Regions from separate parts of the Homo sapiens genome. Here region 2 is linked to region 1. The links are chromatin loops, found by intact Hi-C in ENCODE. Cell type or tissue: gastrocnemius medialis. All regions are shown on one strand. Each heading gives the region's core, and the rest is flanking DNA. Links, peaks and the distances in the headings are about the cores only. Region 1 overlaps LOC105377732 (a long non-coding RNA gene). Region 2 has its middle 42 kb from the start of LINC02995.

The links. A loop is a pair of places that touch in the nucleus more often than their neighbours do. Peaks named below come from ENCODE experiments on the same cell type or tissue, not always from the same donor. Only the 100,000 strongest peaks of a DNase experiment are listed, where the experiment ranks them.
Region 2: it touches region 1 in a loop (8-fold over the local background); 4 of 110 quality-filtered maps call a loop at or near these places.

The regions. Positions count from the first base shown.
Region 1 is chr5:173,452,131-173,460,468 of GRCh38, forward strand. All of the region lies in intron 3 of LOC105377732 (a long non-coding RNA gene), which reads left to right. Among named protein-coding and RNA genes, the nearest start is that of MIR8056, 110 kb to the left of the region's middle. RefSeq lists an enhancer at 2,647-3,846. In gastrocnemius medialis, for the core only: no CTCF peak of the experiment used is centred there; DNase peaks (open chromatin) are centred at 201, 3,201, 5,511, 7,242 and 2 weaker places; H3K27ac peaks cover 6,887 bases.
Region 2 is chr5:173,533,711-173,542,048 of GRCh38, forward strand. No RefSeq gene overlaps it. Among named protein-coding and RNA genes, the nearest start is that of LINC02995, 42 kb to the right of the region's middle. In gastrocnemius medialis, for the core only: no CTCF peak of the experiment used is centred there; a DNase peak (open chromatin) is centred at 4,371; H3K27ac peaks cover 4,344 bases.

The DNA.
Region 1 (8,338 bases), core at 1-8,000:
AAGAATGTGTGTATGTGGTGACATAATAAAAGTTCTAGGGAAACAGTTAAACAAGAATGGCCAAAGGAGGAAGAGAGCAGTACAAATTGTCAAGGCAAGGACGCAAAAAACAAAAAGGATGTCCGTGGAAACTCTGGACTTGCGCAATTACAGGAAAGGCCACTACGCTGACACATCATGTCAATGGCACTGAGCTAGGAGGTGGCAGTTAGGAATCCCGTGCCTCATGGCATCTGGGGACTAAAAATAGCTCTGTAAGGTGACAACATGTGGCAAAGACCTAGTGGGGAGAAAAGGGGCTTGTGTTGTGTTGTGCTGTAGTATACTGCACTAGAGCAAATTCAGAGGAGCTGCAATGAGAAGGCCTGCATCCCAATTCCAGCTTTATTCATTGTGTGACCTTGGATAGTTCACTTATATGGGTATCAGTTTCCTTCACCTAGCATGGGAACAATAAGAGTTCTCATGAAGAACTGTGGAAAAATATGAAATATATGGTGTGTCAGGGATGTTTTTGGTTGCAAGTAACTGAAAACTTGATTTAGAGTGGATGAAGCAATAAAGACTTTTAATGAGCTCACATCACAAGAAGTTCGAGGGTGAGGAGACTAAGGCTAGCGAAAAAGCTCAGCAATGTCATCAAGAAAACCCAGACTTGTTTCTCTTTGCAATTCACCATCCTTCGGGTGTTGGTTGTATTTCTTTCTTTCAAGTACTATTATTTCAATGACTAGATCTATGCTGAAGTGATATCGACCCTTCCTTATAAAAGCCCAGCTTCAGAGAGAAATTCTCATTCTGTCAAACTAGTAGAAAGCTCCCTATCTCCCCAAGAGACTTCTTGAAAGGGCGAGGAAGCTTCTCTGTGAAGGTATTACCCAGCACATGCTCAAAACTGCTTCCAACACCATCCACTGCTTTCTCACCATGCCCTGGGGAACATACACGGTGGCTTCTATAGCCCTGTCAAGGGCCTTCTCTGCAGAAAATGCACCTTCATACCAGCTGTCAAATTAGTATTTATCATGTTGTGTGATTATTTGATTAATGCCGCTCTAATCCTCTAGCCTATAAGCCCTGTGAGGTCGGAAAACTCATCTGTTTTGTCCATTATTGTAACCCCAGAGCCTAGCACGGTTCTTGGCTTGTGGTAGCTGTTGAGTATATATTCACTGAATGGGTGAATCAGAGTCTTCCATAGCCTGAGAACCTGTGAGTATTTTTGCATGCCTATGTGACTATCACAGAATCTGTTTGCCGAGTCACAGTGACCTGTTATCACAAGCCCTTTACCTGATCAATAAAAAACATTTATTTTGGAAGGCACTCCTTGATCTCACATTCCATAGCAGATGCTGTTGGTGCTTTTTCTATATCCACCCTGGGCTACCTGAGTTCACTTGAGGTAGTGGGCAACAGTTTTCAATTCACTGACAGAGTCCCATCTCCAGCTGCTTAAGGGCTTTCTCTGGGGGTGTTAACGCTTCCAGGGGAAAACCTCAACTAGTTGGGGATGAGAGTAGATGGATAATTGCCCAGTCCCCCATCCTCTAATGGGCCTAGGCTGAGCCATGTTCCACGTGGATTCTGAAGAACCCCCAGCAGGACGGAGCTCCAAGCTGTAATCTATCCCTTGCTGGCTCTTCTCCCTTCCTTGTCTCACTCTCCCCTTTTGTTTCTCCTGGAATAAACTCTTTATGATGTAGATATCTGACTTCTATGATATTTAGATGAGACTTGGGACTTTAGAGTTGATGCTAGAACCAGTGAAGTCTGTTGGGGCTGTTGGGATTGAATGAATTTTGAATGTGAGAAGGACACACATTTTGAAGGGCCCGGCATGGAAGGTTATGGACTGAGTGTTTATGTTCCCCCCATCTCATATGTGAAAACGCTAACCCTCCCCGTCATGCGACGGTATTTGGAAGGGAGGTCTTTGGGAGGTAATTAGGGTTATGTGAGGTCATGCGGGTAAGGGTCTCCATAATGGGATTAGTGCCCTTCTGAAAAGAGGAAGAAATACCAGAGTGCCTGCACACTGTCTCTGACAGATGAGGACATAGCAAGAAGGTGGCTATTTGCAAGCCAGGAAAGGAATCTTCCAGCACCTTGATCTTGGATTTTTCTAGCCTCCAGACTGTGAGAGATAAATTCCTCTTGTTTAAGTCGCCCAGCCTATGGCAGTTTGTTATAGAAATCTGAGCTAAGACACTGTATCTAAGTCCTTGTCTGAAAATCCTTGGACATTCCTCCCACTGGAGGTGGGATGTATGTCCTCTCCCCTTGAATCTGTGCTGGGACTCACTTATAACCAATAGGATGCAACAGAGATGATGTCGTGGGTGGTGTCAGAACTCTTTGACATTTGCTGCAAAATGTGAAGCCTAATGCCGTTTCCCTTGCGTGTGACCTTGGTGACTCATTTCTAACAAATAGAATTAAGTGAAAATGATGGGGTATGACTTCAGAGACTAGATTATAAAAGGCACTGAAGCTTCCTGCTCTCTCTCTCTATCTCTATCTCTCTCTCTCTATCTCTGTCTCACTCGGTTCTTGGGGAAACTGGCTGCCATGCTTTTAGGATACTCAGGCAACACATGGAAGGGCCCATACAGTGAAGAACTAAGGCCTTTTGTCAACAACCCTGAGGAACAGAAGCTTCCTGCCAATAGCCATGTGACCGAGTATCTTGGAATTAGATCTTCCAGCACCAGCCAAACCTTCAGATAATTGTAGCCCTTGCTGATATATTGACTGCAATCTCACAAGAGGCCTTGAGTCAGAGGCAGCCTGCAGAGGCACTTCTGAATTCCTGGCCCATAGACACTGTACAGTCCTAAAGGTTTGTTGTTTTAAGCTGTTAAGCTTTGAGAGAATTTGTTATGCAGTGATAGATAACTAATACACTCTGCTCTTTCTGAAGCTAGGTCAGGAAAAGCATTGAGTTTCTGCCTGGTTCCCTCCCCTTGGATCTGAGCCTTGAATGTAACTGGCTTGCAATCAGTCCAGCAATAGTGATGCCTTAATTTTTGAGGTTGGATCAGAAAAGGCCGTGCGGCTTCTGCCAAGTATTCAGGGACACTCCCTCTGGGAGAAGTCAGCCACCGTTTAAGACATTAGATGCCCTGAGATTGCCACGTGTAGGTGCTCTGGCATCTCTGCTGAGAACTCAGCAGATAACCAGTGACCATCAGTCATGTGAGAGGATCATCTGGGACGTGCAGCCCAGCCAAGCCTGCAGATGACTCCAGGCTCAGCCAACATCTCACTGCAACAAATAAGAGACCCCCGGCAAGAACCACTCAGCTAATCCCTTCTTGAATTCCTGATCTATGAAATCATGAGCAAAATAACATAGTCATCCTAAGACACTGTGTCACACAGAGATAGCAACTGGAGTAGTCAGCCTTTGAAGAAAACCAAACTAACGTGACTCATACGCAGTCACGGACTAGGTCCTTTTCTTTGCTTATGAAAATATTAAGCTTCGTGAAAGGTGCTCCCAAGGCCTTTGCCATGCACGCTATTTAGAAGGCAAACCCCAAGTAGAAAGTTTTAAGTATGTACCCCTCCACACGCAATATAAAACAAAATAGAAATTAAAAGAAAATAAAAATATCTAGAAGTGTGCAAGACCAGTGATGGTCAGGTTCCCTTTCTTGGACATACACACTCCCGCTTGGAGGCCTTAATGGAGGGTGTGCCTCTTGTTTCAGATATAGAAACAGGTCACTTTGACCTACAATATACAACCCCAATGTTTTCACTTGGTGCTTGATTTGTGGCAGGATTTAAATTTCCACCCACTTTTTGGACTAAAAGTTGTTTTTGTAATTGAAATGTATGCTTATCATAAAAGTATAAATACTATAGAGGAATATATGAAGTAAAAGATGAATCCCTTTTGTCTCCCAGCAATGCCATGGGTTGAATTGTGTCCCCTACTCAAGTTCATATGTTGACGTCCTAACCCCCCTGAACCTCAGAATGTGACCTTATTTGGAGATAGGGTCTTTACAGAGGTCATCAAGTTAAAATAAGGTCATTAAGATGAGCCCTAATCCTGTATGACTGATATTCTTATCGAAACGGGAAATTTGGACACAGAGACTTACATAGAGGGAAGACAGTGTAAAGAGACATAGGAAGAAGATGGCCATGTACAAGCCAAAGAGAGCGGAGTGGAACAGATTCCCCCCTCAGGGTTCCCGGAAGGAGCCACCCCTGCCAACACATTGATCTCAGACTTCAAGTTTTCAGAGCTGCTAGAAAATATGTTTCAGCTGTTTAAGCCATTCAATGTGTGGTACTTTATTATGGCAGCCCTAACAAACTAACATAAGTAATTTCTTGTGTCCCTCCAAAAAAAGAGTCTGACTATACCCATATTTGTGTATATGATTTTCTTCCTTACATAAATGAATCATTTACTAATACTTTTCTACACCAGGAATTCTTCACTTTCTAATTTATTGTGCTAATCTTTTCACAGTAGCCTGTGCAGGTGTATTTAATTCCTCTTAACAGCTGCATAGTATTCTGCAGTTGGGAGAAACTACACTTGATTTGCCCACTGTCCTTTTAATGGACAAGTTGCGTGCTTTCCATAATCCCCTGAGTTCATCAAATGCCTGAGCCTTAAGTACAGCAGGGTTGGTGAAGGATCTACACACAGCAAATGTTCAAGACCCACAGACAGAGAGGAGTGAAGCACAAAATAAATGTCTATTTTATATGCTACTTTGTGAACACTTCCTGTGACTCATCTGTTAGAGCTCAGCTGAGAGCCCCTCTTGTGGGTTCTCAGGGCACCTGCTTCCCTCCTTCCTTGCCCTTAGCACAGTTGCGGTTTTCCACTGGTTGGTGTCACTTTCCGAATCATGTCTGTCTCCTTCCCCAGACCCTCTGGCATTGCTCTTGGCTGTGACTCTGGCACTTGGCACATCGTGCTCAATCAGAGTAGGTTCTCAACAACTGTTTATCAATGGAGGGAATCTTTGTAAGCTGTAAAATATCAGAGAAATGCATGACGGAATCGATGCAAAGAGGAAGCAACTCCCCAGGAATGTGGGAGCAGCATCATTTCAGATCATGTGAACTTCCTTGAGGTCAAAGGTTTTATGAGACCCTTCCCTACCTCTGTCATTTGTCACTTTGCCTTCTGCTACTGTGGACCTTTCAGAATTTGCAGCAGCCGATCCTCTCTCTTCCTGTGCTGGATTGACTCAATGTACCATTGAGGGAATGAGTTCAGTGTACATTTTAGAAACCAGGCCATCAGTTACAGTAAGTAACAGCCAGAGTTGTTTAAGGTGAGCATAGACATTGGGGAAAGTGGGGTTAAGAACCATCATGGCCAGGGCAAACACTGGGAATCAAGAAACCAATTCACTAGGCATGGGACTTGGGCAACTTATTTCATAAGAATAAGAAGGCAACAACCGTAAGAGCTGCTGGAATTTACCAAGCCCTTGTCCTGTGGCAGGCACTGCATTTGGCACACAGCTTAACTCTCGCAGCAACCTTGTAAGAGAGACACTGTTCCTATCCACTGCGCTGTGAAAAGAAGCCAAGTGTAGAGGGGCTGAGAGACAGCTCCATGGTCCTGCAACTCGTGAGTGGCAGAGCCAGGTTTTCAAGCGAGATTTGCCCAGTTCATATTTCTTAACCACTGCATGATCCCTCTGGGACCTCTGTTTCCTTTTTGGAAAAGGGGAGGATGGGGCTAATCACTTAGGATCTTTGGGCCCCTGTAACTTAGCCTTAGAATATCTCTCTTAAAAGAACTTTGGCCTTTTGTAGTAAGTTGTTTAGACACCAAGGATCATTTATCTTCGAAGTGAAGGAAGCCCATCTCTTAACTATTAAAAGACCAAACTTGGTACAACATGAGAAAGTTATAGTAGTGACTGTTACAATAAGAGTAACAGTAAAAGTCAAAACCATAATGAGATATTGCCTCACACCCATTAGGGTGGCTACTGTCAAAAACCCAGAAAATAACTAGTGTTGGTAAGCATGTAGAAAAACTGGAATCTCTGTGCACTGCTGGTGGGAGTGTAAAATGCCACTGTGGAAAAAAGCATGGAGGTTTTTCAAAAAAAATTATACATAGAATTACTGTGTGATAGGCCGGGTGCAATGGCTCACGCCTGTAATCCCAGCACTTTGGGAGGCCGAGGCAGGCAGATCATGAGGTCAAGAGATGGAGACCAGCCTGACCAACATGGTGAAACCCTGTCTCTACTAAAAATACAAAAATTTGCTGGACGTGGTGGCGCATGCCTGTAGTCCCAGCTACTTGGGAGACTGAGGCAGGAGAATTGCTTGAACCTGGGAGATGGAGGTTGCAGTGACCCGAGACTGCGCCACTGCACTCCAGCCTGGGTGACAGAGTGAGACTCTATCTCAAAAAAAAAAAAAAAAAAAAAAAAAAGAATTACTGTGTTATTGCTATTCTACTTTTGGGAATATGCCCAAAATAATTGGAAGCATGGTCTTGAAGAGATATTTGTACACCTCTGTTCACAGCAGCATTATTCGCAATAGCCAAAAGGTGGAAGCAACCAAGTGTCCGTCGATAGATGAATGAATAAGCAAAATATGCTATAGACATACAATGGAATATTATTCGGCCTTAAAAAGGAAGAAAATTCTGACACATACTACAACATAGATGAATCTTGAGGACATTGTGCTATGTGAAATAAGTCAGATGCAAAAGGACAAATACTGTCTAATTCCACTTATAGGAGGGCCTCTAGAGTAGCCAAATTCATAGAGACAGAAGTAGAATGGTAGTTGCCGGGGACTGGGAGGAGGAGGAAATGGGGGAGTATTGTTTAATGGATATAGAGTTTCAGTTTTGCAAGATGAAACATTTTCTGGGGATGGATGGTGGTGATGGTTGCACAACAGTATGACTGTACTTAATGCTACTGGACTGTACACTTCAAAATGGTTAAGAGGTTCAATTTTATGATATGTGCATTTCACCCCAATTATTTAAAAAAGGAACAACAGTGAAGGCTGTGACTTCATTAGAATCAGCATTGCCAGTCTGGAGAGCCAGGATGCACCCCTGGCGTGTCAGCAGCATCTCTGTGGGGGAAGCTCAGTCCAGTCTTGGTGGCTCTCTGAGGGAGCCCTGGGTTGGGACTGTGTCTCAATCGGCCATGACAGCTGAGCAGGGGAGCACTGCCTTCGTGCCTGACGTGAGCCCTGCGACATCTGCCCTGGACATATCATTTCAGGAGCATGAGGACTCCAAGTGGGGATCCCTGACAGCTGGGGATGGGGTGGCCGGAAGAAGAGGCTGCTTTTCAGATGGCCCTCAGACAGCAGCCGATGGCATTTGGCCAGATGCGTGCATTTGTGCTATTGCTTTGGAACACGTTGGAGGGAAGAGGGCCCTCTGTGACAAGATAATTTTTTTGGGAAGGGGGATGAGCTGATTTGTTTTTAACTTTGTAAAGTTCAGAAATACCCAATTTAACTTTGTCATATCTCTGAATCCTGAGAGAGGCAGAGAAATGAGGGAGTGACATGCTCATTTTTTCCCAAGAAAAATGAAAGGTTAACCACTTGCTGAGACTATAATAAGAGCGTGGGTAATAAATACATGCTATGCAATATTCCTGACCAACAATGATGGGCTTTGCTACTCTAAAATGTTTGGAATCACTGGCCTAACAAAATGGCAGAGGCCAGCAACAGAAATGCCAGTGGAGGAGCATGAAAATTCTATGCCTTTTCTTCACATTAAATTTAAACCTCAACAATGGAAGGATGGAAAGGGGCAACTGCACAGTGTGGCTAACAAGGAAGCATCTCCATCAAGTCTCTTTCAGTGGGGGAGGGAAAGAACCCAACTCAACTGGCTGAAGACACAGAAATGTACTGGCTCACACACCTGAAGTGTTCAGGATATTGCTAAATTCAGGCATAGCTGGATCCAGGTACTCATCAGGTACTCATACAAAGTCTTTAGGCATCTGTCTCTTTCCATCTTTTTGTTTTCTTTTGAGACAGGGTCTTGCTCTTTTGCTCAGGCTGGAGTCCAGTGGCGTGATTGGGGCTCACTGCAGCCTCGACCTCCCCAGCTCAAGCGATCCTCCCACCTCAGCCTCCTGAGTAGCTGGGACTACAGGCACACACACACCAAACTGATTTTTTTTTTTACTTTTAATAGAAATGAGGTCTCTATGTTGCCCAGGCTGGTCTTTCCATTTTTTAGCCCTGGCTTTCTTCTGTGCTTGTTTCATTCTTGGGCAGTCTGTCCATTGGTGGTGGCTATAGCAGTTCCAGGCCTGTATCTTACCAATAAGAGAGCTCCTCT
Region 2 (8,338 bases), core at 114-8,113, 82 kb after region 1:
AAATTCTTTTTGCATTAACCTTAAGGGAACTGAGTGGTTTGTAGAAATGTCTCTAAGAATCAATCATTTTCCCGGGGCTGAACTCTGTTTTTGAGTCTACATCACCAAGAATTCCACCCAAGAGGGCAGCAGAATTATATTGCCCAAGGACAGCGATACAGTATCCATGGCCCTTGCTGACAGCACCCTGATTTTGTTTAGAGCAGCAACAAACTCAGTTTCCAGTGGCAGACTCACTTTCCCAGACACCCTTAGAACTAGGGGCAGTCTCGTAACACCTGGTGGACAAGGAGATGTGCACATCGGAGAGCTTTGGGAGCTCTTTGGAAGGTGTGCACTTTCTCCCTTCTCCCTTATTTCTACCTTGAACACAGACATGAGGTGTGGAACCAAAGCTGCCATCTTGAAAAGACTATGAAAAGCTGAAGAGAATGGAAAATAAGTTGTCCTGACATCCCTGAGCTGCTGGACTATCCCAGCACTTCCTGCTTCCAGCTGTATGATAATGTGAGAAAAACAAACTCCCTCCAGGCTGCGGTGGGAGTTGGGTTGCCTAGATGGCTGAACTGCTCTGGGGCAGATACATGAAGTGAGGCCATTGTGGGGCAGGGGGAACCCCTAGATATGAGCATCCCACCTCACCCTGGGCCTTTCATGTCCCACTGGGGAAAAACTTGTTTAAGTCACTTTAGTTGGATTTTTTTATTACTTGCAGCTTGAAGTATTTCTAAGTGGTAAGCAGAGCTGGATGTAACCTTTGAAAACCGAGGTAGGGCAAACTGGGGAGTAAATTCAGGGCTGGATTTTCCTCTTTGATCATGGTCTTTCCACTCCTTCCGAGTTAGAGATTGGCTAAATCACCCTTGGAAAGCAGCAGAGTATATCCAGAAAATCTAGATCAGGAAGTTTGGATAGGTCACAGACAAGACACATCTAGAAAAAGCAGTGAGGGTCCCTGTGTCATACATTTGCAGCTTTTCAGGGGAGGATGTCCTCAGAGACCACCCAGATCCTCATCTCTCCTCCCCTCCTTGGGTTCCCATTCGGCTATGTCAAGCTATGTTACATTACTCACCATTTCCTGAACATTTTGTGCCTTGGCTAAGCCATCCGCTTGTCTCCAAAGCTTTCATCATCCCTTCTTCCACTCCCCTTTTTGGCTCATCCTTCAAGACCCTACTTGGTGACCTCTTCTGTCAGGTCCTCCTGATCACCCCCATGTGTCCCCACCCACACAGGATGTATTGCTCCTTCCCCTAGGTCATATCAGAACTCTACTCTGACATCTTTTCTAGCTCTCCTTCATCCAAGAAGTGCTTGTTCCTTGGAATAGCAGGATAGGCAGTTGTTAGCACATGATACTGTTATTCATTGTAGACACATTTATTTCACCCAGCAGAACAGGATTTCCTTCAGGACAAGATCAATTTATCATGACCACTTAGATTTTTTTCCAGAGCCCAGTGTGGTACACAGAAGACAGAAATCAGGACTTAAATGTTCAAACTTAGTGATGCTCAAAGTGTGTGCATGGGAATGTGGTTTCCTAGGAAGACTGCAGAAACTGCACACCAATAGGATTCCATGGTCAAACAGATGTAGAGAATGCCAGAGTGCACAAGGCCACAGGTCTCTACTGCCAGGTTTCTCAAAGCCTTAACCACTTGTGAATCACCAAGATAGAGACTGAGTATGCAGGCTTGCCCCAGTGGATTTGACCATGGGATTTCTTTCTCATGGAGAACCTCAAGGGGCTAAAGTGTGGAGGAATGTGTTTTGGATGCCCAAAGTCAGACACTCATTCATTTTAAAAAGAAATAATCATCTGGTTCCTTTCTTAAGGTTTCCTAGCTGGTTGGAGGGGTAGATGGGACCTAAGATTGAGAGTTCTTGAAGGTATACCATGGGAGACCTCAGGGGTCATCAGATAGATGGTCAGTGAACTGTGGTTGACAGGCAACAATTTGAGGGGTCAAGAAGACCTGGGCTCAAATCTGGATTTTTCACATACCTGAGTCACATAAGCAAACACTCTAGACTCTTTCAGCCTCAGGTTTCTCATCTTTAAAATGTGGCTAATAATACCTATCTCACACAGTACTTGTGATGTCTCAAGGCTCAAACATGTATCAAAGGCTCAGTAAATGGTCGCTATGGAAGCCAACAGCATTCTCCAGGCTGCCTTGGATGTAAGGACAGATCCTACAGATATTGGAGGTAAACATTAAAGAAAAGTTAACATCCCTTTGGGTACACATTCCAAAGGTGCATAGAGATATAGCCAGGAAAGGTTCCCAGGTGAGAGTAAGAACTCTCCAGGCCGATGTTACCAGTGGAACAAGGGGCTGGTTCATTCTGGAATCTTCCTTCCTATACCTGGGGGCTGATGCATGAACCAACATCCCAACATTCCTTGGTCCTTGAAGCTGGCTTCCTTCCCCATCCTGGTGGCCATCTGTCTGAATAATCTGCACTCCAGGGTGGGTGGATGTGACATTCCTGTGACCCCACATTCCTCTCCTCCTCTTCAATCCACCTTAACCTGGTCCCTGCTCACCTCTTTAGCTTTTTTTCCCTTCACTCTTTCTGTCACTTAGTGTCTTAAGAACACTGCCCCTCCTTTACTTCCTGGCACCCTCAGGGCTCCTCCCTTGTGTCTGGAAGCCTTCCCTTCTCTTTGATGGTCTCACTCTTCCTTCAGGTCTCATTTCCAATGTCAGGCTCCTAAGAGAAGCCTTCTCTAAGCACTGCCATGATGAGTCACTCCTTTGTATAGCTTCCTCTGCTTTTTCTTCCTACCACACACTATTAACAACGATATACTTTAGTGATCTTTAAAAAATAATGTCTACCTCTCATTCCTAGGAGGGAAGCTTCATGAGGTGTGCTTTGCCTCATGAAGGGAGCCTCATCCCGGGGGCCCCTCATCCCGGGGGTCTCAGTGGAGCTGAGCACACCCATAGTTACCCATCAGATATTTGGTGAAGGGACTGATGCATGATGGGCTCTAGACAACATTTTTTGTTATTTCGGGGGTCCACGGATCCCCCAATTTTCTGAATGAGATCGCCTCCTTCATGGGTTTGGAAGGAGTGGACTGGAAACGATGGCCAAGGCTGCTTCTTCCCAGAGAGGGTTGTTTTTTTTCCAGCCTTGGCGTGTGAGTGGCCAGACACAGGAGTCTGCAAGAGGCCCCATCGTCAGCAGGAGCCTGGACCTCTCACACTCCACAGGGGACCTTTGGGCACCCCGGGAGAAAATTATCCCAACCTTTAATAGAGCATTTTCTGAACACCCAACACATTTTATTTTTAGACACTGCAAATTTTGGAAAAACTTATATTTTCTGTTTTGCTTCAGCTGCTGGGAATCTCAAGTTGGATTTGTAGCCGCTTCTTACAACCGAATAAGAGCTAAAGGCTTCCAGCTTGGGCATTAACCACACCCAGGATTCATTTTCCTTTTTTACCCCCATTCTCCTTTTATTCTGATTTCTTACTGTAATTATTCCACATCCTGATGCACGTATGTAACACCGTTGGCCATATCAAATTTTTTTCTGCAGTGATTCAGGTACTTTTTAAATTGCAGTGAAATCCACATAACATAAAATGAGCCATTTTAAGGTAGATAATTCAGTGACATTTCGTGCATTCACAATGCTATGAAACCACCACCTCTATCTAGTTTCAAAACATTTTCATCACCCCACAGGAAAACCCTGAACCGCTTAAGCAGTCACTCCCTATTCCCCTCTTCCCCAGCACCTGCAACCATCAATCTGCAGGCATTGTTTCTATAGATTTGCCTATTCTGGATATTTTATCTAAATGGAATATATAATACGTGGCCTTCTGTGTCTAGCTTCTTTCATTTGGCATAATGTTTTGAGGTTCATTCATATTGTAGCATGCATCAGTATTTCATTCCTTTTTTTTTTTTTTTTTTTGAGATAGAGTCTTACTCTGTCACCCAGTCTGGAGTGCAGTGGCGCAACCTCAGCTCACTGCAACCTCTACCTCCTGGGTTCAAGCAATTCTCCCACCTCAGCCTCCCGAGTAGCTGGGATTACAGGCGTGTGCCACCACACCCGGCTAATTTTTGTATTATAGTAGAGACGGGGTTTCACCATGTTGGCCGGGCTGGTCTCAAACTCCTGACCTCAAGTGATCCACCCACCTCAGACTCGCAAAGTGATGGGATTACACACGTGAGCCACTGCGCCCAGCCCTCATTCCTTTTTATAGTTTGTGTTGATGGATCAACTGGTTCAAAATGTGGGTCAGCAGAAGCTGGGAGCATCAAGGTCCTGCTAACATGTGACAGGCAGAAAACTCCTCCAGGTCTTTACAGAGTACACAACAGAGAGGCTCCCACCCAGAAAACCAGCGTGCCATAGATGGTCCAATATTACATTCCAGAGGTCTTGGGACCTGGGCACGAGCCGCTTCTCTCCTGAGATATTCTCCCGGAATAGACAGAGGTGTCAGTCAGCATGAAAATAACCTTGGCAGAGATCCCCACACCAGAAAGATAGCCACAAACATGTGTGTCAAGGCACATGGTTGTGGGGAGGGGGTTCTAAATTAAGCCTTGGGCTCTGTGTTCTATTGACTTGGGCCTGGTGGGGCCGACCAGTCCGTTCTGCCCCTTTGGGTGCACATCCCTGGTTTGGCAGATGCCAGGTGAGAAGGGTCTTGGGAAGGCCAAGGTGGAGGTGCTGCCAGGAGCTGTGGAATGACTTCCAGCACTCAAGCACTACATCCAGGCCAGAGACAAACCAAAGAGGGAAAGATAAAGGGAAGCAAATGAAGTTCAACTTCTTGAATGGAACTTAGAGAAGCAAATATAATGCCATTTTGGCACATGGAAAGGGTGCCATTAACATACTGACTGATTATTGAGATCAGAGATGATCAGAGGGATGACAGGGAACTGAGTTAGATGAAAATGATTGTAGAAACCACTGTGGGCTGAACCTAATTTTCCTCTGTGATGTAGCATGGTCTTCTTTTTAAATTTCATAATGATGTGAAATGGTGTTTTTGGCATTTGTGGGATGCCTAGGGCTAAGATGAACCTGAGAACTGGCCCCAGCTGTGTCGTCTCTGGTTATGTCAACTTGGGTGCATTTCCTCTCTGACTCTCAGTTTTCTCATCTGTAAAATGGAGATGATAGCATGGTTATCTTGGAGACCTACCATGTGGCTTGAAACTGACATAGCTGAGATGCCTGGCACTTGCAGGTGCTCCTTCAAGTGAAGCTTGATCTCTTCCTCCTTCTTTCTCTTCTAAATATCAAAGGAAAAATAGGCCTTTAGCTGAATACAATAAAGCATAGCTATCAGTGATGCAACGTTACCCCTAATGGTGGGCTGCAGTGAGAAAGCAAAGGAGTAAGACACAGTGAACACCTGTAATTGAGATGGCTTCAAGACTTCAAGTTGGAAAAGATAAAATAAATCCATAAATCATTCTACTATAAAGACACATGCACACGTATGTTTATTGCAGCACTATTTATAATAGCAAAGATGTGGAACCAACCCAAATACCCATCTATGATAGACTGGATAAAGAAAATGTGGCACATATACACCATGGAATACTGTGCAGCCATAAAAAAAGAATGAGTTCATGTCCTTTGCAGGGACATGGATGAAGCTGGAAGCCATCATTCTCAGCAAACTAACACAGGAACAGAAAACCAAACACCACATGTTCTCACTCATAAGTGGGAGTTGAACAATGAGAACACATGGACACAGGAAGGCGAACAACACACAACGGGGCCTGCCGGGGGGTGGGGGGCAAGGGTAGGGAGAGCATTAGGACAAATACCTAATGCATGCAGGGATTAAAACCTAAATGACAGGTTGATAGGTGCAGCAAATCACCATGGCACATGTATACCCATGTAACAAACCTGCACCTTCTGCACATGTATCCCAGAACTTAGAGTAAAATTAAAAAAATCCATGGGAGAAACAATTTCAGAATAACTCAAAACACTGCACAGTGTGAAGCAGGTACTCCCTCCTTTGGTCTCAGTTGGTGCCCTCTCCTCTGGATAGCCTCATCTGAAACCTGCGATGGGTGAAAGCCACTCCATCCCAGCAGGTTTCCCATCCTGGCACTGACACCACATCAAAATGATCTAATTGTGGTTCTGGGCCTCCTGCCTCCAACCTACTGTGAAGACTGCCTGGCACATAAACACTTCTTAAAATATGATAAGCTAGCATTTAATGAACACTTAATACATCAGACAGCCTGTACCAAGATCTCTGTATTTGCCTCTTTTTTTCATGACAAAAATGCTAAGGTGCAGGGCATATTATTATCCCTAATGTGTGGAGGAGAGAAGTGAGAGTCACAGAGAGAATATACTTGCCCAAGGTTAGTAGGGTGGCAGGCAGCAGAGCTGAGCTTCAACCCAGGAAGCCAGAGTTCAGAGGCACTGCGCAGAATCTCAGACCCTTTGCAAACCATACATCCAATAGGGAGTTACTATCCAAAACATGTAAGGAACACAAATAGCAAGAAAACAAATAACCCAATGAAAAAATGGGCAAAGGATCTGAAGAGACATTTCCCAAAGGAAGACACACAAATGGCCAACAGGTACAGTCTATGAAGAAATGCTCAACATCATTGATTATCAGGGAAAAGCAAATTAAAATTATAATGAGATCACCTCACACCTGTAAGAATAGCTTTTATTAAAAAAAAGAGAGAGAAAACTAATGTTGGAGAAAATGTAGAGAAAAGGGAACCCTCGTTACATTGATAATGGGATAGCATAAATTAGTACAGCCATTATAGAGAACAGTATGGAAGTTCCTCAAAAAATTGAAAATAGAACTATCACATCATCCAGAAATCCACTTCTGGATATATGTCTGGTATGGTTTGAATTTGTGTCTCCACTCAAATCTCATGTTGAATTGCAAACCCCAATGTTAGAGGAGGGTCCTGGTGGGAGGCGACTGGATCTTGGGGGCTGACCTTCCCCTCGTTGTTCTCATGACAGTGAGTGAGTTCTCATGAGATCTGGTTGTTTAAAAGTGTGCAGCACCTCTTCCTTCACTCTTTCTTCCTCCTGCTCTGCTCATGTAAAATGTGCCTGCTTCGTCTTTGCCTTCCACCACCATTGAAAGTTTTCTGAGGCCTCCCCAGCCATGCTACCTGTACAGCCTGCAAAATCATGAGCCAATTAAACACCTTACCTTTATAAATGACCCAGTCTTGGGTAGTTCTTTATAGCAGTGTGAGAATGGACTAATGCAATATTCAAAGGAAATAAAATCAGTATCTTGACAGATGTCTGCACTCCCATGTTTATTGCAGCATTATTAACAATAGCCAAGATACAGAAACGACCTAAGTGTCCATTGAGAGATGAACGGATAAAGAAAATGTGGTATACGTATACACAATGGAATCCTATTCAGACACAAAAAAAGGAAATGCTGTCGTTTGTGACAACATGGATGAATCTGGGGGACATTATGTTAAGTGAAATAAGCCAGACACAGAAAGACAAATACTGCATGATTTCACTTACTTGTGGAATCTAAAATAAATCGAACTCGTGGGAGCAGACAGTACAATGGTAGTTACCAGGAACTGGGGGTGGGGATGGGGAGATGCTAGGTAAAAAATCTCATACCCAACTTGCTCATTTCCTTCTGCATCCATGCCTACCGGGTGCAGTAGGATGGAAGCAAGGTTAGCAGGGCCCTGCACAGATGCTGAAGGTTTCAAGAAGACACTGAGAGACCGCTGGGCCCATGTGCACTGAAGGCCTGGATGACCACAGAGACGTGGACATGCGGAACGTCCCTGTGAAAATAAATTGCTATAAGCATTTAAAGCAGCAGAAGTGAGCAGCAGAAGTAGGAAGACTGAGGAAGTTTCTATCATGGGAAACAAACTTCTCAGAGAAGTTCTTGCTCCATCACACAAGATGGGGGGCACTGGCTTTGTGTAAGCTCAGCAGGTAAGGTGTGGGCATGGCCAGGAGCAGGAAGGGCACCTGAAAGAAAAAAAGAAAGAAAGAAAGAAAGAAAGAAAGAAAGAAAGAAAGAAAGAAAGAAGAAAGAAGAAAGGAAGAAAGAAAGGAAGGAAGGGAGAGAAAGAAAAGAAAGAAGGAAGAAAAGAAAGAAAGAGAAAGGAAGAAAGGAAGAAAGGAAGGAAGAAAGAAAAGAAAGAAAGAAAAAGGAAGAAAGAAAGAGAGGTACTTGGGGGCTGATGTCAACCCTTGGAGCCAGATCAGCCATCACGAGCTGGGTGACTGAGAAAGTCACCTTTCCTCTCTGGCCTGCAGATTTCTTAT